Linked DNA regions of Homo sapiens: region 2 is linked to region 1. A link is a loop called in an ENCODE intact Hi-C map of the cell type or tissue named here. Cell type or tissue: OCI-LY7. All regions are shown on one strand. Each heading gives the region's core, and the rest is flanking DNA. Links, peaks and the distances in the headings are about the cores only.

Region 1 (11,031 bases), core at 1,467-9,466:
TCTGTTAGTTAAGGATTTTAAGATGGATGCATTAGTTTAAAACTATTGTCTCGAAATCTTTTTTCTTTTCTTTTTTTTTTTTTTTTTTTGAGAACGAATCTTACTCTGTTGCCCAGGTTGGAGTGCAGTGGCATGATCTTGGCTCATTGCAACCCCCACCTCCTGGATTCAAGTGATTATCTTGCCTCTGCCTCCTGAGTAGCTGGGATTACAGGCGCCCATCATGCCCAGCTAATTTTTATATTTTTAGTAGAGATGGGGTTTCAACATGTTGGCCAGGATGGTCTTGATCTCCTGACCTCATGATCTGCCTGCCTCAGCCTCCCAAAGTGCTGGGATTACAGGCGTGAGCCACTGCGCCAGATAATTGTCTCAAAATCTTTAAAAAAATTTTTTTGGCATTTCTCTTTTTAGCAAAAATCACAAAGAAATGCTTTCAAAACCACAAACCATATTTTTGTTTATTTTGATACTTCAATTTATGTTTGATTTTGAGCAGAGGATTTAAATACTTAGAGCAAATCATTCATTCCTTGAGAAAGGGCTGTTCCTTTGGAGCGGGCTATATCTGTCAATCAGCTCCACCAGCCCAGCAAAGAGCTAGGGTGTGAAAGGAAAGCCTGTTTTGTAGATGAAAACAATGTAAGCATCTAAACGCCCACCACCATGATACTGCCACTTTGTTCTCATTTTAAATATGTTGAGGCAGGAGTCTAGGTTCATGTTTCAACAGCCAAAACACTTTTATTTAGACGATGAAGCAACTTAAATGATTGATCTTTTCTCCCTTTCTGTAATTAAGTTGGAACTGGTCATTACTGGTTCTAGGTTGACAGTCTCTCCATCTCCTTGTCTTCTCCTGCTGGAGGCAAAATGGGGGGCTGTGTCTGTGAGCTGTCAGACTGGAACTCAGAACTACCAGGAGTGGTCCGGAAAGAGGTCCTGGATCCTCACCTCACTGTCCCCTCTTGAGAGTGGACTGCCTCTCCTCACCAGCACCTGGCCCTGCCCCTGTCTCCTTTTGCCCACAGCATGGAATGCTACTTTACTTAGTCCTTGAGGAAGTAGCCCGTGCTACTACTTTCCTACAGCCTGACATCTCCTTTCCTGCCAGAAGAAGGAAGTAAGAAGATAGCATAGCCTAGGTGGGGACACCTGGCCTACACTCCTTCTTTGTTGACTGTTTGGTTGAGCCAAGATTTCGCTGCTTATGCCATTAGCCAATGCAGTGGTTTCTGATATTATATCCTAATTTTAAAAAATTATTTGTATGTGTTTTATTTTATGGAAGTAAAATTCAGACTGCAGTAGAAAAGATTTATTTCCAGTTATTTGCCCCATTTCTTAGTTAAAAGGAAGTGGAAATTAATATCAGAATTCCACTATGTATGAGTAATGTGTGTTTTTAATTGTAACTTAGTAATTTAGCAAATACTTAGGGAATGCCCACTGGGTGGCAGGCACTGTTCTAGGCACAATAGATATAATGACAAATTAGATTAATTTTCTGTGGAATTCTAGTAGGGCAGAAAGACAGTAAACAAGTACAGGTACTGTAATTTCATTTCGTGATAAGTTCTAAGAAGATAAGTGGGGGTGAGAGGATACAGAGTGCTGGAGGGGTGGGTGCACTTGGTATAGATTAGATGGAAAGGGAAGGAAAGAAGATGTTTGAGCAGTTATGAATAAGGTGAAAGTAAAAGGGCACATGTCTGATGAAGGTTGTTCCAGTCAAAGGCAACAGCGCACATAAACCATGGGGATTCTGCAGATGTAGGTGTTGGCATGCTAAAGCTACACATTCCCAATTTTAACTTACTTACCTACTTTCTACAGTCATAATTTAGAGAACATCTCTAGGTGTAAATAATTATTTATTTTGATCAGCACCTCATATAGAGAATACATGAAGATCCTGTTCTTTCCCGCTTCTAGCCACATCCTTCCCGGCAAGGGAAGGAGTTCCTGCAGCCAACAAGTGCCCAGTCTGAGCCCGCAAGCCACATCTAGCCCATACGCTAGATCACAATCTTCTAGACTCCATGACTCCCTGCCCAGAGGCTCCAAACCCACTTCCAGGGAAGTGTGAGCCAAATACATGGCCAAGAAGAGGCTCAGAGGTGACTAGGAGAGGATGTGGCAGATGAGTAATGAGCTTGGCCATAGGGGTTCAGGTATCTGTCCTAATGTACATGAGCCTATTCACTGGGCAGGACAAAGCCAGGAATGGAAGTTGAAGTAGGACAGGCTACTGGTGGGGGCAAGTTCCAGGGTAGAGCTTGTGAAGAGGGCTAGGAGTCTAAATTGGACTCTGTCTTTCCAGGTCATAATGAAGATAGATGATAGGCTATATTTTATTTAACGGACTCTGAGCTTGATTGATAACTTTCAAGGTAAGCAAACATGCACACCAAACAAAACAGTTGGGCCTTTGGAAGAACTTGAAGCACAGATGTATAACCCAAGCCACCAAGAAGATGGAGAGAGGATGCCACACCACTCACTTTATTCTTTTCTGACTACCCCGTTGGCCTTTTTCATTCCAAAATAAAATTTTGCTCTTCCCCCAGTCAAAAATAAAAATGTTATATAAATAATGATGTAAATACACACACACACATTAAATGAACATATATATGCATAGGCTTGAAAGGACAGTTACTAAGATATTAACAGTGGTTATCATCAGGTAGTTGGGTTGTGAATGCTTTCTTCTCCCTTTTGCAGAGATTTTCTAATTCTTCAGTCATAAGCACGCATTGCTTTTTAAGTAAGATAAAAGCAATAAAAGCTTTTTATACCTTAAAAATGAAAAGACTCCAGGCCGTAAGTGTCTGTTCTATTTAATATAACATTTGCTGATTTATTTTCTCCTCAATTATTTTTACTTTTAGAAAAACACTAATAAATTTATTCTTGAAATTAACATGTTGTGATGTAAGTTAAATGGCAAACAAAACATACCCGTCAGAAGGTGGTAGAAGGAACTGGAACAGGAGCTACAACAGTCTATTATTTTCTAGGCAGCCCCTATCATCCCATAGCTAAGTGATTCATTGAGTATGCTTGAGTCTGATATGCCTATCTTTTGGAATTGCTTTATCATTGCTATATAATGTGATTTATTTGTGACATAAATCACAAGATAATGTTTGTGAAAGCAAAGTGTAGTCTAATACCAAACATCAGGGCTTACATCTCATATTTTCCATGACTTTAACCTTGTGCTGGTTGTTTGATCCCTCTGTGCTTCATTTTCCTCATTTGTAAAAGGAAGTAACAGTGCATCTATCTTGTAAAATTGTTAAAAGGATTAAATACATTAAAAGTGTTTAAAACAGTGTCTGGCATATAGTAAGCACTATGTAAATATTTAGCTATTATAAAATAATTTCTGAGGTATGGGTTACAATGTAACACTGTTTTTGAATTAGCCCCAGACTTGAAAAATCCAGTTTTGTCCCTTGCTTAAGAGCTTAATACAGTAGGTCTGACATTCACTTCTGCAGTCTAAAAAATACTGACAGTTTCTATGTGTATGATACTTACCCTTTCTTTTTCCTCCTGCCTATCCAGTTGAGTCCCATAATTCCAACACTGTGAACTATGTTCCATTCACCAGTTTTTGGTACATGACACACCCTCAGCTAAAATAACTCTAAGTTATTAATCACACCTATCTACGTCATACTGAAGTCAATCTAGTCTACCACATGGTAAGGATTCATACTAATCACTGAACTCACTGACTCAAATAACCCAAATGTTTGAATGTTACATATGCACAGTCTAAGTTGAACTTAACTTTTATTTTGTCTCAATTTCCAGTGAGGCCCCAGGCTCCCAACCTGATGACTGCAATTGGGAAATGTATCCACTTTCTAAAGAGAGGTGCTAGTCCACCCCCTTAGCCCATTGCCTACCTCCATATATGAGAGTAGAAAGGAAGTTGATAGTGATTAATTCCTTAGAGACAGTTCTCAGAGTGCTGTGCATTTTTCTTCCCACAAAAGATGGAAAGTGGGTGCTTACCCCATCTGTAAACTGTGGAGGCTTCTATAAGACCACTTAAAGAGCTTGGTAGTATCCCTGAACATTTGACAAGACACAGAGACTGATGTCTGATTCTTACCTGGAAAACTTAAAGGTGAAGAAGCGGCCCAGTGGGAATTGCTTCAGGTGGTAGAGTGAAGAGAAAAGGCTATGGAGGGGGGTGCAAAACGCTGGTTCCCACTGAAAGTGGAGCAGAGGCGGTGTTTCTCAGGCACTGGCATGGACAGTATGGCAGGCAGGCAGGTGGGAGCCCCGTGATGGGCCTGCTCTCCACCCCAGGATGAGAGGACGCTCAGCGGGAAGTTCGTGAAGCACAACAATCAACAATCAGTAGCTGAGTGGGGAATGCAGCCAGCTGGCCAAGGATATTGGGCACGCCATCCAAGGGCACAATGGGTGGTCTCCAGCAACAGAGTGGGCGATGCTGAAGAACCCACTGAAGAATTTCAAAGGAGAAAGAAGCACTCACAGAGGGCACAATGCATGATTATAACTGCACCGCTCAAGGAAGAAGTTGGCTGTCCCCAAATGATTTTCCCTCTCCCCTGCAGGAACCAAAGACAGAGAAAGGGGTGAGGGAGGTAGAGTAAAAAAATACTGCAAAGACATGATAAAGAATTAACCGCTTCCCTCTTCCCTACTACAGGATCCAAGCATAGGTCATGCTGGAGCTGGTATAGGGACAAAGAGATTTAAGTTCAATGAGAAATGAAAGTTTCAATTTAAAAAGGATTTTTAAAATAATGTCTGAAAATAAGACTGTTAATGTCTGAAAGTGAACAAAAAAAGCTGTGGGATCTGTGTGTACTAAGTACTTTCCATTTACGGTTTCAGCATATTTAACCCTTCCAACTACACTATGAGGAAGCTTCTATTTACTACTCTCATTTTGCAGATGAAGAAACCAAGGCACAGAGAGGTTAAATAACTGGCTCAAAGTCACACAGTCAGAGCTCGAATTTGACTCTAACAATCTACCCTAAGGCCTGTGTTCTTAAACATCATGCCACACTGCTGTGGTCTTATCTCTTACTAAACTCGATTCAATTAAAGTGTGGTTTTGAGACCACGAAATTACATAAATAGCAAATTTAAGTCATTTTTATGTTTTATGCATTCCTCAATGAATCCAATAATTGCCTCAGTCTTCTCCTCTATTCATGTTGCCTAATTATTTAAAAGTAACTAGACCTCATCAGAAATTTGGAGTGACATGTTTTGAAAGAATTTAACCTTAAAAAATGTTATTATAAAAGTATTAAGATTGATGAGCCATTGGTATTTTGGTACCAAAGAAAATGCATTTTCTGTTAACAACTGACCACCATTTCCCAGTTCTAAACATGTGACGATCAGTACTGCAGGCAGCTTTGTGCTGTCTTCTGTATGAGTATTTCTCTGTAGTTTTTTCCTACACCATTCCTGTGGTCTTGTCATGCCTCATCTTTGCCCCACCTCAGGAAAATGGATATCCAAGTGGTGGGTCAGCAGAGCCGCTAGGTAGAGGATAAATGAGCAATAGCTGCTTTGAAGTGATTTGTATTGATGCCACAAAATCCCAGCCAAAATGTATTCCCAGGAAAGGAAGAGGGATTGCTGCTGGAACAAAATCAATTAAAATAAAATTTCCCCTTCCCTAGAGCAAGTGTGTGCCCATTTCAACTGGTTTAGGGACTTTGCACTTGGACTTTTGTTGATTTGACTAACAGTTTTAACAGATGAGAATACACAGATGGCAGATTCACTCATGTGGGGGATCATTCTTTCCTAATTGAAACATTATGCCTCTCTTCACTAAACAATTAAGTAAGAAATTACCATGTTTAGTCCATTAAAATGCCTTAACTTAATAGAGGATAATGACACACAAGAAAAACTTGTAAAACTCAATATTCACACTTGCACATAAGACTAGAGTAAACCAAAACTATTCTACTTTAGTTTTAGAATTTTTTTGATGGCAAGCTTTTAAATGAAATTGCATTTTTTCCCCTCTGAACTTTGAGATTAATAGGTCTTATTTTTCACACATATGAAATTTTTAGCATTTTTTTTTTTTTTTTGAAAATTCTATTCAGTTTTACTTGTGAAAACACATGCTCTGAAAATCCACTAGGGGGAGATTTTAACATTGAGAACTTTGATAGGGAAAGTTTCAGATTTTATACAGTTGTATGTCAGTTGACAGCTGGAAAAACTTAAATTTTGAACTAAGCCTTGATTATAAGGTTTACATCTTGATAAAGCTACCCAAGATATTCCAGCTATATTAAAACCTGGACTGAGTGGCTAGGGAGAACTGATGAAATATTACTCAGGCTTGTCAGAGAATGCATGTGGAGGCTGTGTGTTTGGGGAAGGAGGGGGATTTGGGTGTGAACAGGATGAGACCTTGTGTCTCTAGGGGTTGAACCAGATGAAAGAGTAATCTCTGGCCATTGCCACTGTGTATACTGTTAGTAATTTCTGGTTTCCACTGATGCATAAAAGCTTGATTTGGTTCCTTGGGGAGGCTGAGTCTTAGAATACCACTGAAATTCTCTGTAACATGATGAAAGAAATGAAAAATATATATAAGGGATATTTTTTAGATGACTTGCCTTATTTGAGGAGGCATGGCACTTTTGCAGAAATCTTCAGATAACCACCACCACTGTGGTCCAAGCAATAACAACTTGATGTCATCGAAATTCCAATAAAATTTAAAATAGATAATCTCTATAAAGCATCCTGTGATAGGATTTGACATGTGATGTCTTTTCCAAAGCTTGACTAACATGTTAACAAGGGAAGGTTTTTTTCTACTGTCAGCAAAACACCTGTAGTTTTGTAGAGTCTTTTCCCCTAAAACTGAGAAATAGGATAAAAGAGTCATTGGTGCTGATTCTAGCGCAACCACTCCCCTTTCAGCAACTTACTATTTTGAGAGGTGATTTTCTACATACAAATGATGTTGTCCTTTCTGCCAATAAGTGAATTTTTTCATCCTCTTGGGTCATATACTTATATCATTTTCCCCATATTGTATAGCATCCTTTAACATATTATGTAAGGATGTTTTTTTAATGCGCGTCCGTGTGAAGAGACCACCAAACAGGCTTTGTGTGAGCAATAAAGCTGTTAATCACCTGGGTGCAGGCAGGCTGAGTCCGAAAAGAGAGTCAGCGAAGGGAGATAAGGGTGGGGCCATTTTATAGGATTTGGGTAGGTAAAGGAAAATTATAGTCAATGGGGGTTTGTTCTCTGGCGGGCAGGAGTGGCGGTCGCAAGGTGCTCAGTGGGGGTGCTTTTTGAGCCAGGATGAGCCAGGAAAAGGACTTTCACAAGGTAATGTCATCACTTAAGGCAAGGACCAGCCATTTACACTTCTTTTGTGGTGGAATGTCATCAGTTAAGGTGGGGCAGGGCATATTCACTTCTTTTGTGATTCTTCAATTACTTCAGGCCATCTGGACGTATACGTGCAAGTCACAGGGGATGCGATGGCTTGGCTTGGGCTCAGAGGCCTGACATTCCTGCCTTCTTATATTAATAAGAAAAATAAAACAAAATAGCATTGAAGTGTTGGGGCGGCAAAAATTTTTGGGGGGGTGGTATGGAGAGAGAATGGGCGATGTTTCTCAGGGCTGCTTCAAGCGGGATTAGGGGCGGCGTGGGAACCTAGAGTGGGAGAGATTAAGGTGAAGGGAGGTATTGTGGTAAGGGGTGATATTGTGGGGATGTTATAAGAAACATTTGTCATATAGAATGATTGGTGATGGCCTGGATACGGTTTTGGATGAATTGGGAAACTAAATGGAATAACAGAAGGAGAAAAACAGGTATAAAAGGTCTAAGAATTGGGACGACTCAGGATATCTGATTAGAGAGTGCCTAAGGAGATTCGGCATAGTCCTGCCAGCAAAGATTATTTATTTATTTCAAGAGTTAAGAGTGGCAGTTTGGGGATAACACCAGGAGATATCAGCTGTGATGGCTTGGAAAAACAGTGTAAACCGGCAGTGTAAACAAGAGCAGGGCATGTATGAGTAGTTGAGAACGGTGAATAGGAGTATGACTAGACAGAAGATAGCAGGGATGACAAGTTTTTTGGGGGCACAGTCTAAGTTGGTCTGGTGTCTGGAATGAGACTGGGGCCTAATAAAAAGGAGTGTCTATACAGGAGCTTAAATGGGCTGTACCCTGTAGCATTCCGAGGACAGGCCTGGATTCTGAGAAGGGAAAGTGGTAAAAGTATTGTCCAGTCCTTTTTAAGTTGGTGGCTGAGCTTGGTGAGGTGTGTTTTTAAAAGACCTTTAGTCCATTCTACTTTTCTTGAAGACGGAGGACCGTAAGGGATATAAAGGTTTCACTGAATACCAAGAGCCTGAAAAACTGCTTGGCTCATTTGACTAATAAAGGCTCGTCTGTTATCAGACTGTATTGAGGTGGGAAGGCTAAACTGAGGAATTATGTCTGACAGAAGGGAAGAAATGACTGCGGTGGCCTTCTCAGACCCTGTAGGAAAGGCCTCTACCTATCCAGTGAAAGTATCTACCTAGACTAAGAGGTATTTTAGTTATCTGACTCAGGGCATGTTGAGTAAAGCTAATTTGCCAGTCCTGGGTGGGGCAAATCCTCAAGCTTGATGTGTAGGGAAGGGAGGGGGCCTGAATAATCCCTGAGGAGTAGAATAGCAGATGGAACACTGAGAAGTTATTTCCTTGAGGATAGAATTCCACGATGGAAAGGAAATGAGAGGTTCTAAGAGGCGGGCTAGTGGCTTGTACTATAGCATAACCTGCCTTTGCTGGTTTGTGGCGATTAGGCCATCAATAAATCCAGCGTGATCAGGGTGAGGAACAGGAAAGAAGGAAATTTGGGGAAATGGTGTGAATGTCAGGTGGATCAGAGAGATACAGTCATGGGGGTCAGGTGTGGTATCAGGAATAATGTGGGAGGCCGGATTGAAGTCCAGGCCAGGAACAACGGTAATTGTGGGAGACTCAATAAAGAGTGAGTATAGCTGAAGGAGCCGGGAAGCAGAAAGTATATGCGTCAGGTATGAGGAAGAAGATAGATTTTGGAAGTTATGAGAACTGTAGAGAGTGAGTTGAGCATACTTTGTGATTTTGAGGGCCTCTAAAAGTATTAAAGCAGCGGCAGCTGCTGCACGCAGACATGAGGGCTAGGCTAAAACAGTAAGGTCAAGTTGTTTGGACAGAAAGGCTACAGGGTGCGGTCCTGGCTCTTCTGTAAGAATTCTGACCGCACTAACCATGCCTAGGAAGGAAAGGAGTTGTTTTGTAGAAGGTGTTGGGGTTTGAGAGATCAGTCGGACACGATTGGCAGGGAGAGCACGTGTTTTTTTATGAGAATTATGCCGAGATAGGTAACAGATGAGGAAGAAATTTGGGCTTGATTGAAGTAATGGGGGCTGTCTGTGAAGCTTTGCGGCAGTACAGCCTAGGTAATTTGCTGAGCTTGATGGGTGTCAGGGTCAGGCCAAGTGAAAGTGAAGAGAGGCTGGGATTAAGGGTGCAAAGGAATAGTAAAGAAAGCATGTTTGAGATCTAGAACAGAATAATGGGTTGTAGAGGCAGGTATTGAGGATAGGAGAGTATATGGGTTTGGCACCACGGGGTGGATAGGCAAAACAATTTGGTTGATAAGGCGCAGATCCTGAACTAACTTGTAAGGCTTGTCTGGTTTTAGGACAGGTAAAATGGGGGAATTGTAAGGAGAGTTTATAGGCTTTAAAAGGCCATGCTGTAGCAGGTGAGTGATAACAGGCTTTAATCTTTTTAAAGTGTGCTGTGGGATGGGATATTGGCATTGAGTGGGGTAAGGGTGATTAGGTTTTAATGAGATGGTAAGGGGTGCATGATGGGTCGCCAAGGAGGGAGTAGAGGTATCTTATACTTGTGGGTTAAGGTGGGGGGATACAAGAGGAGGACGCAAAGGAGGCTTTGGATTGGGAAGAAGGGCGGCAATGAGATATAGCTGTAGTCCAGGAATAATCAGGGAAGCAGATAATTTAGTTAAAGTGTCTCAGCCTAATAAGGGAACTGGGCAGGTGGGGATAACTAAAAAGGAGTGCTTAAAAGAGTATTGTCTAAGTTGGCACCAGAGTTGGGGAGTTTTAAGAGGTTTAGAAGCCTGGTCGTCAATACCTACAACAGTTATGGAGGCAAGGGAAACAGGCCCTTGAAAAGAAGGTAATGTGGAGTGGGGAGCCTCTGTATTGATTAAGAAGGGGATGGGCTTACTTTCCACTGTGAGAGTTACCTGAAGCTCGGCGTCCGTGATGGTCTAGGGGGCTTCCAAGGTGATTGAGCAGTGTCAGTCTTCAGCCGCTAAGCCGAGAAGATCTGGGAAGGAGTCAGTCAGAGAGCCTTGGGCCAGAGTTCCAGGGGCTCTGGGAGTGGCTGCCAGGTGAGTTGAACAGTCTGATTTTCAGTGGGGTCCCACACAGATAGGACGTGGCTTAGGAGGAATCCCGGGCTGCGGGCATTCCTTGGCCCAGTGGCCAGATTTCCGGCAAGTGTAGCAAGCTCCTGGGGGAGGAGGTTCTGGAGGAACGCCTGGCCGCTGCGGTTCAGGCGTTTGGAAGTTCTTGTGTGCTGGAGACATGGCTGGGGTTTGTCTCACAGTGAAGGCAAGGAATTGCAACTTTTTTCTATTATTGTACACCTTGAAGGCGAGGTTAATTAAATCCTGTTGTAGGGTTTGAGGGCCGGAATTTAATTTTTGGAGTTTTATTTAATATCGGGAGCAGATTGGGTAATAAAATGTATTTTGAGAATAAGACGGCCTTTTGACCTTTTAGGGTCTAGGGCTGTAAAGCGTCTCAGGGTTGCTGCCAAACAAGTCATGAACTGGGCTGGATTTTTATATTTGATGAAAAAGAGCCTAAACGCTATCCGATTTGGGATAAAGAAAAAGGAGCATTAACCTTGACTATGCCTTTGGCTCCAGCCACATTTTTAAGAGTAAGTT
Region 2 (11,031 bases), core at 1,501-9,500, 120 kb after region 1:
TTTATTACGGAAGAGTAGTCTTGTTCATTACAATTCCAGCTCACTTATTAGCTACTACTATGGGAAATCTATTGAAATCACAAAATGCTTGAGTTGTAAAAGTCTTTGGAGGTTATCTAGTCTAGCATAGAAAGTGAGGCCCTGAAAGATCAAGTAATTGGTCCAAGATGACACAGCTAGTTAATGGAAAACCTAAGATTGTTATTCAATTTGACTTGAGTCTAGTGTTCTTGGATTTTTTTTTTCTTTTTTTGAGACAGAGTCTTGCTTTGTTGCCCAGGCTGGAGTGCAGTGGCATGATCTTGGCTCACTGCAACCTCCATCTCCTGGGTTCAAGTGATTCTCCTGCCTCAGTCTCCCGAGTAGCTGGGATTACAGGCATGCGCCATCACGCCCAGCTAATTTTTGTATTTTTAGTAGAGACGGGTTTCACCCTGTTGGCCAGGCTGGTCTTGAACTCCTGACTTCAGGTGATCCACCTGCCTCGGCCTCCCAAAGTGCTGGGATTACAGGCGTGAGCCACCACGCCCAGCCCTTTAATTTTGACATAATCATATTTCAAAGTTTAATTTTAATGTATAAATTATTCCTTTGTAAGTATTTCCAAATACTACTATAATTCTATAAATATGGTTATTTTTCAGGTCACAAACTTTATCTCATAAAATAGAAGTTGCCCTTTAAAATTCCAATCAGATTTATATTCTGATGTCCTTTGGTAAAGTGATGTAGCACATAATGGCCAGTGTTTGTTTCAGTCTTTTTTTTAAGCATGATTGAGCCTTTTTCTTTTATATATGACTCTATTGCAGGACTTAGTTCATTCAGGGGCTGAAGGCTTCCACATCTCTCGTTTCCATGCTAATTAAAATGTCAGTCTCTTCTTCAGTCTTTGGATATGTGCAACAGGAGATTAGAGTTTGTCTGCTTCCTTTATATCAGCAAAATGGATCACACTGCTGCCAGGAGAGTCCCATTAGTGTCATAAATCATAGAAACACTATACACTTTCTGAGAATGAAGGCTGATAGTTGGAGAGCAGTATAGTAATTTTTGCTGACAGTTACCCCCACCAGGACAAAATAAGAGAGTCCTGGGATCAAGCCACAGATTATTCTCAACATTAGCAAAGTGAGATGCTTTTTGAAAATAATTACTTTCCCTCTACAAAGTGGTATAGATATTTTTATCTTTTTTTTTTTCAAAATTAGTTTTGGCATTTAGTTTCCCAGAATATAAGACTTAAATTGAAAATGGCAGAAAAGTCATTCAAAACCCTCTTCTACTTCCCTTAAATATAACACATTCAGTAGCTTGGTGATTTCAAATATATTTTTTCCCAAATAACAAAGGAAATTAAACTCAATAAGTTATGTGTTAAATACACCATGTAGATTCATTATTTTTTTAAAAACTGCCTATACGGTAGAATACCTAATACACAACTGTGGTTATAGCAGAGGAACTGAAAGGTAACACTGATTCACTGAATGTTTCCAAGACTCAGGTTAACCTATAACTAGAAACAGCTTGAAGACATCTGATTCATGTTGTTTCTAGTGTCCAGAGTAATGGAGCTTTTAAAAATCATTTCACAATACCACAAGTATTTACTCAATCTGTATGAGTTGTACTTCTCTTTTAATGAAAGAGTCAAAACACAGTTATAATAATTCCCAGTAACACCACCCACAGAGAGCTGATTATCAAACTATCTTATTTATTCAAAATGAAAGGTTTCTCTCCATTCAGAAGAGAATATAACAAAAGAATAAAGGGAGCAGGAAGCAGGATACTGGAGAAAAGAGAGAAACGGTGAGCCTTTCTGCACATCAGAATCACTCAGGGAAGATTTTGCAAAACACAGGTACCCATATTTCCCCCAGATATTTTCATTCACCTGGTCTGGGTTAGGGACAGGCGTAATTCTCATGCTTAACTTAGATTGAAAACCACTGTAAGAGAATCAACAGGTACACATGAGGATATATGAGGTATCTCAGTGGACTCAGGAGCACTGCAGAGAATGGACACTTCTGTTATTGAAAGGTTGGCATTCTAGGTATGTGCTCTACTACCCCCAAAGGTGGATGCTCTTGGAGTCTTGCCAGGGAAACAATGGTCAATCCCACCTGCTTGTTCTGTGTGCTTGAGCAAGGTACTCAATATTTGATGTTTCACTTCTTCATTTGGAGAATGGGAATGATAGTACTATCTCATGATCATTAGGATAAAGTGCAGTAATCCACATGAAAGGCTTAGCTCAGCACCTGGCATGTGGTAAGTACTCAGTACATGTTATCTGACCACTTAGTTGGGAGAAAATCATCAGAGCCTTTTTTTTTTTTTTTTTTTGCCGTTTAACCACGTACTAACTGATGTATTTATACACACACACACAGCTCAAGCGAAATGTGCTAAACATTTCTGCTTACAAAGGAAACAGAAGTGGTCATGTGGTAATGGAGCCCTCACCACTATTGCACCCAGATTACAACAGGATACCTCACCCAGACAATGGCTACCTGCCAGGTGACAGGGCTTGGATAGTTCTGTAACAGGTATCTGAATTACAAGAAAAGAAGCTGGAGCAAGTGTGTGTGTGTGTGTATGTGTGTGTGTGTTTCGGAGTGTGTGTGTATGTGTGTTGTGGTGAGGGGTATTGTTGTAGTTGCTACTGTTTCAACTGAAGAAATTCGAAAAAAAATCTATAGGTTGAAAGGAAAGAGCCAAAAAAGAGGGAGAGGTAACTCTGCAGGTGAGGGAGAGTTGTCTAATGGAGCAAGAACCTTGAAGACCCCATGTAATAAGATCAGCCTCAGATGGAGCAGAGCAAGCTCCTCCTCTGAGGTGGAAGGAAAGGGCATTAGGAAGCTGTGAAAGCAGATAAATGTGTTGGCATGGCAGGACAATGGGCAAGTTCTCCCTAGTTGGTCCTTATTTTCTCCAATAAATAAGAGCTGAGTTCACCTGCAGAGGTTAAAGCGAGAGGAGGAAAGGAAAGAAGCTAGAGGCAAGTGGCCAGGGTTTTAAATAGCTGTTGGGAAGGTCTCAAGAGCTCCAAAGTACCTCCGACTGTAATAAGTCATTTAGATGGTATTCCTGATTTGTCTTCTTGGCAGATTCTTGAAAATTTGCAGCCAATTGGAGATAATTAGTTTTCCAAATAGATCCCACTCTGGGAGAACCAATATTGCATTCTTTTAATGCAGGCTTTTATAAATAGCAATAAAACATTCTGCCATCTAAGCATAAAGAAGAGACCCATATAAAGTCCTCCCTTCATTGAAAACGGAGATGTTATCTTTTAAAACTATGCTGCAAATATACTTCCCTCTAATATATTGTAATTTCCTACTAAATAACTATTTTTTTTTTTTGGTGGAGAGATCAGAAGTTAAAACCTGCTGTTTTTACCAAAAAGATTTTTATTTCTATTTCTATACAATTAACATGAGTGTTTTTAGGAAGGGGGAGGTGAGGACCCAAGGTTTTTTTTAAGGAAAATAAAACTGAAAATGCAAAAATAGAAAATTCAAAAATGTAAATATATATGCCAAAAGCCAACCACCTTTCCTATTTTTCTGACTTAACCCTTAGCCAAATGATATTTCATGTGGTTTGAGCTAATGAATAAAAAGGTCAAAGAGCTATGGAAAGATAATAAAAAGAAGCATGCAAACAATTGAGAGAGATGAGGAAAGCATTAGAACAAACCACTTTGCCTGCGAAATTTATGCTGAAGGCCACACGCAGGCCAGAACTTGAAATATAGTTGAAAGCTTAAAAGGTACAGTGATAAGAAAACATAGCAGAGGCCATGAAACAGTTCTTCGGGGGTCTAATCACAAGTGCCTGAGAGGATTAGAGCTTTAACAAATACAGCACTGCTTTAGAGAAAGTCAGAAGCAAAATGAAAGCACTTGCCTTCAAAAAGGAATCAAAGAACCACTTGATCTCCAAAAACAAAAAAGACTTATAATGTGGAAAGAATAGTAACTAACTTTTTAATTAATCAGTACTTGGAGTCTCTCTAATACTTGCTATTGCATTTTTTCTTTTTGTCATTATATAATTCTTTTTTTTCTTTTTTTTATTTTATTATTATTATACTTTAAATTTTAGGGTACATGTGCACAATGTGCAGGTTAGTTACGTATGTATACATGTGCCATGCTGGTGTGCCGCACCCATTAACTCGTCATTTAGCATTAGGTATATCTCCTAAAGCTATCCCTCCCCCCTCCCCCCACCCCACAACAGTCCCCAGAGTGTGATGTTCCCCTTCCTGTGTCCATGTGTTCTCATTGCTCAATTCCCACCTATGAGTGAGAATATGCGGTGTTTGGTTTTTTGTTCTTGCGATAGTTTGCTGAGAATGATGATTTCCAGTTTCATCCATGTCCCTACAAAGGATATGAACTCATCATTTTTTATGGCTGCATAGTATTCCATGGTGTATATGTGCCACATTTTCTTAATCCACTCTATCATTGTTGGACATTTGGGTTGGTTCCAAGTCTTTGCTATTGTGAATAGTGCCGCAATAAACTCCTATTCAACATAGTGTTGGAAGTTCTGGCCAGGGCAATTAGGCAGGAGAAGGAAATAAAGGGTATTCAATTAGGAAAAGAGGAAGTCAAATTGTCCCTGTTTGCAGATGACATGATTGTATATCTAGAAAACCCCATTGTCTCAGCCCAAAATCTCCTTAAGCTGATAAGCAACTTCAGCAAAGTCTCAGGATACAAAATCAATGTACAAAAATCACAAGCATTCTTATACACCAATAACAGACAAACAGAGAGCCAAATCATGAGTGAACTCCCATTCACAATTGCTTCAAAGAGGATAAAATACCTAGGAATCCGACTTACAAGGGACATGAAGGACCTCTTCAAGGAGAACTACAAACCACTGCTCAAGGAAATAAAAGAGGATACAAACAAATGGAAGAACATTCCATGCTCATGGGTAGGAAGAATCAGTATCATGAAAATGGCCATACTGCCCAAGGTAATTTATAGCTTCAATGCCATTCCCATCAAGCTACCAAAGACTTTCTTCACAGAATTGGAAAAAACTACTTTAAAGTTCATATGGAACCAAAAAAGAGCCCACATAGCCAAGTCAATCCTAAGCCAAAAGAACAAAGCTGGAGGCATCAGGCTACCTGACTTCAAACTATACTACAAAGCTACAGTAACCAAAACAGCATGGTACTGGTACCAAAACAGAGATATAGATCAATGGAACAGAACAGAGCCCTCAGAAATAACGCTGCATATCTACAGCTATCTGATCTTTGAGAAACCTGAGAAAAACAAGCAATGGGGAAAGGATTCCCTATTTAATAAATGGTGCTGGGAAAACTGGCTAGCCATATGTAGAAAGCTGAAACTGTATCCCTTCCTTACACTTTATACAAAAATTAATTCAAGATGGATTAAAGACTTACAGGTTAGACCTAAAACCATAAAAACCCTAGAAGAAAACCTAGGCAATACCATTCAGGACATAGGCATGGGCAAAGACTTCATTTCTAAAACACCAAAAGCAATGGCAACAAAAGCCAAAATTGTCAAATGGGATCTAATTTTCTTTTTTTTTTAAGACAGGATCTCACTCTGTTGCCTAGGCTGGAGTACAGTGGAGGAATCACGGCTCACTGCAGTCTCAAACTCCTGGGCTCAACCAATCCTCCCATCTCTGCCTCCCAAGTAGCTGGGACTACAGGCATGCACTACCATCCCCACCTAATTTTTATAGAGATGGGGCTCTCACTATGTTGCCTAGGCTGGTCTTGAACTCCTGGACTCAAGCAATCCTCCCACCTCATCGTCACAATGTGCTGGGATTACCTGGCCCAATTCATTTCATTAAAACAATTTATATAATGTGAGCCAAGACAATGAAAATATGCATAAAGTATGCATATACATAGGTGTAGGAGATATCAGTTTCTTCTCTCTTTTTTTCATGTTGTTTCTATAGTAGATCGTATTATAGTTCAAAATATCGGCTGCCACTTCCTGTGGGAAGATTATACTTTCTCACTGCTTTGATGTCAGTTTTGGCCATGTGACCTCCTCTGTGCAAGAAAATGTGAACAGGAGTGATATGGGTTTTTGCAGAAAGAATTAGCATAAAAGGTCTGAGTCTGCTTGGCTTAGAAAGACCTGTGTGCAAGATTGGCCCTCAGCTGGAATTGGGGAGCTTGAATTTCAGGAAGGGTCTCACATTTCCTGATAAGGATGGCTCACAGCACCTAAACTGTTTGTGCAAAGAATAAGGCTTATGCTGAACCCATGAACCCTTTCTGGGAGTCCAGAATTTGGGTACATGCAGGACAGAGGATGCCTATTGTGATCATCCCTCAGTAAAAACTCTAGGCATTGAGTCTGTCTTGTGAACTTCCCCAGTAGATGACATTTCACACATTGTTACGATTTGGCACTGGAGGAATGAAGCACATCCTGTGTTACTGCACTGGATAAGGACTCGGAATCTTGTACCTGTTTTCCTCCAAAAAACTTTGTCCCATGTACCTTTTCCTTTGCTTATTCTACTTTGTATCATTTTGCTGTAATAAATCATCACTACACAGTAATGTGCTCTGAGTCTTTCTAGCAAATCATGAAGTCTGCCCTTTCAGGAAGTCCTTCATGACTCTTTCTCTTTGGTATGACAAGTGTCACTCCTCTGGCTACAGGCTACTCTGCCTTCTGGGTCTCAGAGTGAAGATGACATGACAGAGCCATGGCCAACTTGGAGTGGTCTAACATAAACAAAAACTAAAGCTCACAAGTTGTAAGCCCCTACGATTTTGGAGTTTCCATTACCACAGCAAAACCTAGCTTTTCCTGACTGACACATAATTCTGGTGATACATTAACACAGTTCTTTTGTGCTCCCAAAGCCTTTTCTCACATTATTTACTTTGACCTTCCCAAAACTTTATGAAGTATGGAAACCAGATGATATTTTTATGCTAGAGACTACACGGACCTTTGTTTCATTCTCTAATATCATGTGACATTAAATAAAAATAAATAATTAATTAAATCCCTACTCAATCCCTATTCCATGGATGCATGGTTCTATGGAGTTGTCCATGTAAGAAGCAGACGAATAGCAAATGAGTCACGGCAATTTGGAGCTTTCAAATTCAAAACACAACTTTTTATTGTGGTTCCTATTAGTAATGACTGGTTTGAGGTTTTGGTTTTTGTTTCTGTTTTTTTTTTTTTTTTTTTTTTTCCTGTCCACAGCACCTCAATAGATATAAATGTCTTTCCAGACCTCTGGTTGTCCATCAGTTTATAAACCTGCTCTGGTTAATTAATAATCGTTTCTTTGAGGTTAATAATCTCCTAGGACTACCAAATTAGATGTGATTTATGCCACATAACCTATATTTTAAATCATATTGAAATAAACATTGCCTTCAAATTTAGTGAAACTCAATGGATTAATCCTTTATTACCATTAAACAAATCACTCCAAAATTGATTGGCTTAGAACAAAAATAAACACTTATCATCTCACAGAATTTCAGTGGGTTGAGAGTTTGGGAACACCTTAGCTGAGTGGCTAAGGACTCTGGCTCAGGACTTGACTTGTCCTCAGTTTGCAGTGAAGATCCCAGTGGCCAAGGCTGCAGTCATCTCCAGGCTTGACTAGAGTGGGAGGAGCTGCTTTCATGGTGGCTATTTGCATAATTGACAAATTACTGCTGCCTTTTACAAAGAAGCCTCAGTTCCTTGCCACATGTGTTTTGCCATAAGGCTGCCCAAGTAGCCTCTAACATAACACCTGGCTTTCCCCAGAGCAGGTGATCCAAAAGAAAGTAAGACAGAAGCCACAGTACCTTTTCTAACTTTATCTTGGAAATCATACACCCTCACTTCTGGCACTAGAATACATGTTACTAGGTCCAGCTTACACACAAGAGAAGAGAAATTAGACTCCATCTTTTGAAAAGAAGAGTGTCAAAGAATCTGTGAACATATTTTAAAACCATCATATCCCTTGTAGGTAATTATTTAATACTATTGCTGTTCACCAATATGTTCAGTGGGGAGCCACTTCTGGGCACTCCCCTCATGTTTGGGTAGGACCATGTGACCAGAACTGGCCAAGAGTTGTGAGTGGACTATTCAATAACTATTTCTAGAAAATTGGCTCTCCATATGGAAAAAGACAAAAAGATATTATTTTATGTCCATTGAAAAAATGCAAATGAGTTAAAGAAGAAAAATCAGTAATATGACATTTTTACAAGAAAACATGTAACATTTTATGCCCATGACAAAGGTAGGGATTTCCTAAAGAAGACACAAAAACCATAAACTATGATGAGATATCATTTCATCAAATTTGCCACAAATTAATAAATCTGAGAGCACAAACTCTTAACCAATTAGCTATTGCTGGTGTGACTGTAAATTTGTACAACCATTATGAAGAGTAATAGAACAAAATCCAGTAAAATCTAAAATGTGAATAGTCTCTGAGTAAGAAATTCCACGTCTGGGCTCATGTTCTTTAACTTGGAGAAGCACAAGGGATGTGTACACAAGGATACACATGCAAGGATGTTCACTGAAGCACTATTTAAAGTAACGAGAACCTGGAAATAACTTTACCATCTCTCAAATGTCATTCATACAATGGAATACTATACAGCAATTAAAATAAATAAGCTACATCTGCATTTACCAACATGGATAGTTCTCAAAAATCAATAATGAGTGAAAAGGCAAATTGCAAGCTGGCACTCATATGATTCCATTTATGTGAATTTTAAAATATGTGAAACAAAACCATATAGCATTATTGAATAAATACGTTTGTAGGAGGGGTATTTTTTAACTTGCATGCATTTCAAAGTTGAGATAACTTCTCCTGAAAAAAATAGGCGAAAGAATTGGGAGTTGGAAGAAGGGTGGTTTGTCGTATCAGGAATATTTGTTTCTATTTTTTAAAAAGAGATCTGAATTAGGTATAACAAAATGTTACCATCTGCTTACTACTGATGATGAATGTTATTGTTATCTTCTACAATTTTCAGTGTCTTTGGAGAATTTCATAGTTAGACACTACAACTTTAAGAAAACCACTGAATTAGATTATCTCAATTTTTTTTATATTAAAATTTACAGTTCTAATGAGGGGAGGGATAATCCCTAAATCATGGTGGGTGATTTGCAAGATTTTGAGCTTTTTAAATTAACCTGCATTAGCAGCTCCTCTGAGATGAACTCTGTATATGACATGCCAAAGTCACATATCCAGAGCAGGACTTGCTGATGACTATGGCCCAGAATGGTCTCAGGCCATCCAAAGTTCTTTCTGTTTATGACAGAAAAGAGAGTCCCATTATCTCTATTCTGGAAAATATCACTCAAATCATTTGTCAGTGTTCCCTTCAAAAATCCAAAGTGGTTTGCACTCCTCTGAGTGTTTTTATGGGTCAAACTAGATATAATAAAAAGTATTTGTTTTGTTTCAAAGGAGATAAGTTCAAGCTATTCAATTCCCTCTTTCCCACAAAACCAATCCAATCACATTTAAATTTATTAGGAATGAGAAACACACACATATCTCCATCATCCCCTGATTTCCCAAAGAAGGCTTTGGAGAGAGTGGAAAACATGGGAATGATACTTTGATTATCATTGTTATTTCCTGGATACAGCTGGATTACAAGAAGCTGTGAAGTGGTTTTAGTTTTTAAAAAAATCCAACAGTTCTAGTTTTGCTGACAAGATAAAGGTCCAACTTCCTCTCATAGGGAAGACTTAATCTTGTTATATTTCTAACCACATTTTGGGTGGGACAGCACTAAATAGAACAGATAAGCATCAAATCTTCCAGATGCTTACCCTGAATAAATCTCCAAACTTTGAAGGGACTGTCTGAGAGCTAATCTTTTCAGTTTTAAACTTGAGTCAGCCAATGATGAACAATAAAATGGAAAGTTGATCCATTTCTCACTTATTTTTCCTACATGATAATATAATACCAACAGCAACACTCATTTAAGCTACAATGTTTCTGTATTGGGTATGCTTCTGTATGTGTGAATGAGTTGTGTATATGTGGGTGTGAGTGTGTGTACCTTTGTCCAAAAAGACCTTCACCATCCAAGAGCACAGGATTGCTCTCTCTCAGAAGCAGAGATTTGTACATCTCTACAGTATGGACTGCATTTTGGATGTGGGCCAAATAACCAGGGAAGAAATTACTAAATTATGCTACTTGTAAATTGTCCATTCTAATGGGCCCAAACATCATGATTATTTTTATAAATCACTCTATTCTGTTTGCCTGCCATTTATTGATTCAATAACAAATCAATACTTACTGAGTACCTACCACAAACGTATTCTATACCAGGCATTTCACAGTGATGCCTATAGAATTATAAAACTTGTCATTTCTTGTTTTTAGTGTCAATGAATCTTCAGGAAAATTAAGTCACAGAATTCTTAGTGAAACATATGATTTCAAGTTATAAAACCAGAAAATCTGATCCTTAGTAATACTGGTGGTGACTCTCCATCACTGTAGTCAATGTCCTGCCAGTAACTCAGCAAAATTAGACAGAGTGTGACAACAAGAGGAAATCAAAATGATTTGTAAAGTGAGAATGCGTCACATTTTCAGGGAAAACCACACAGTATTCTGAAATGAAAGCCATTAGAGGGAAAATGCATTTCATTAGCCTGGTCTTCTAAGGACAGTTAGGTTATAAAAGCAGTTTGTCTTCTTTTAATCCTTTCCCTCCACCCTCTGCCATATATCCTTATGTTGTCATGAGTGTTCCATCATTGCCTCAGTTTTTTTTTTTTTTTTTTTTTTTTTTTTTTTTTGACAGGGTCTCACTCTGTCACCCATGCTGGAGTGCAGTGGAGCAATCATGGCTCACTACAGTCCCGACCTCCCAAGCTCAGGTGATCCTCCCACCTCAGCTTCTCAAAGTGGTAGAATTACAGGGATGAGTGCCTTGGAATATTTTCATGAGAG

The links. A loop is a pair of places that touch in the nucleus more often than their neighbours do. Peaks named below come from ENCODE experiments on the same cell type or tissue, not always from the same donor. Only the 100,000 strongest peaks of a DNase experiment are listed, where the experiment ranks them.
Region 2: a loop joins it to region 1, with 2.1 times the contacts of the local background. A loop is called at or near these places in 4 of 110 quality-filtered maps.

The regions. Positions count from the first base shown.
Region 1 is chr14:38,192,613-38,203,643 of GRCh38, reverse strand. No RefSeq gene overlaps it. Among named protein-coding and RNA genes, the nearest start is that of SSTR1, 9.8 kb to the left of the region's middle. RefSeq lists a silencer at 46-340 and enhancers at 3,816-4,316, 4,317-4,817, 6,992-7,980. In OCI-LY7, for the core only: CTCF peaks have their summits at 5,948 and 6,152 (motif pointing right); DNase peaks (open chromatin) are centred at 6,183 and 6,453; H3K27ac peaks cover 711 bases.
Region 2 is chr14:38,069,974-38,081,004 of GRCh38, reverse strand. No RefSeq gene overlaps it. Among named protein-coding and RNA genes, the nearest start is that of SSTR1, 130 kb to the left of the region's middle. In OCI-LY7, for the core only: no CTCF peak of the experiment used is centred there; no DNase peak of the experiment used is centred there.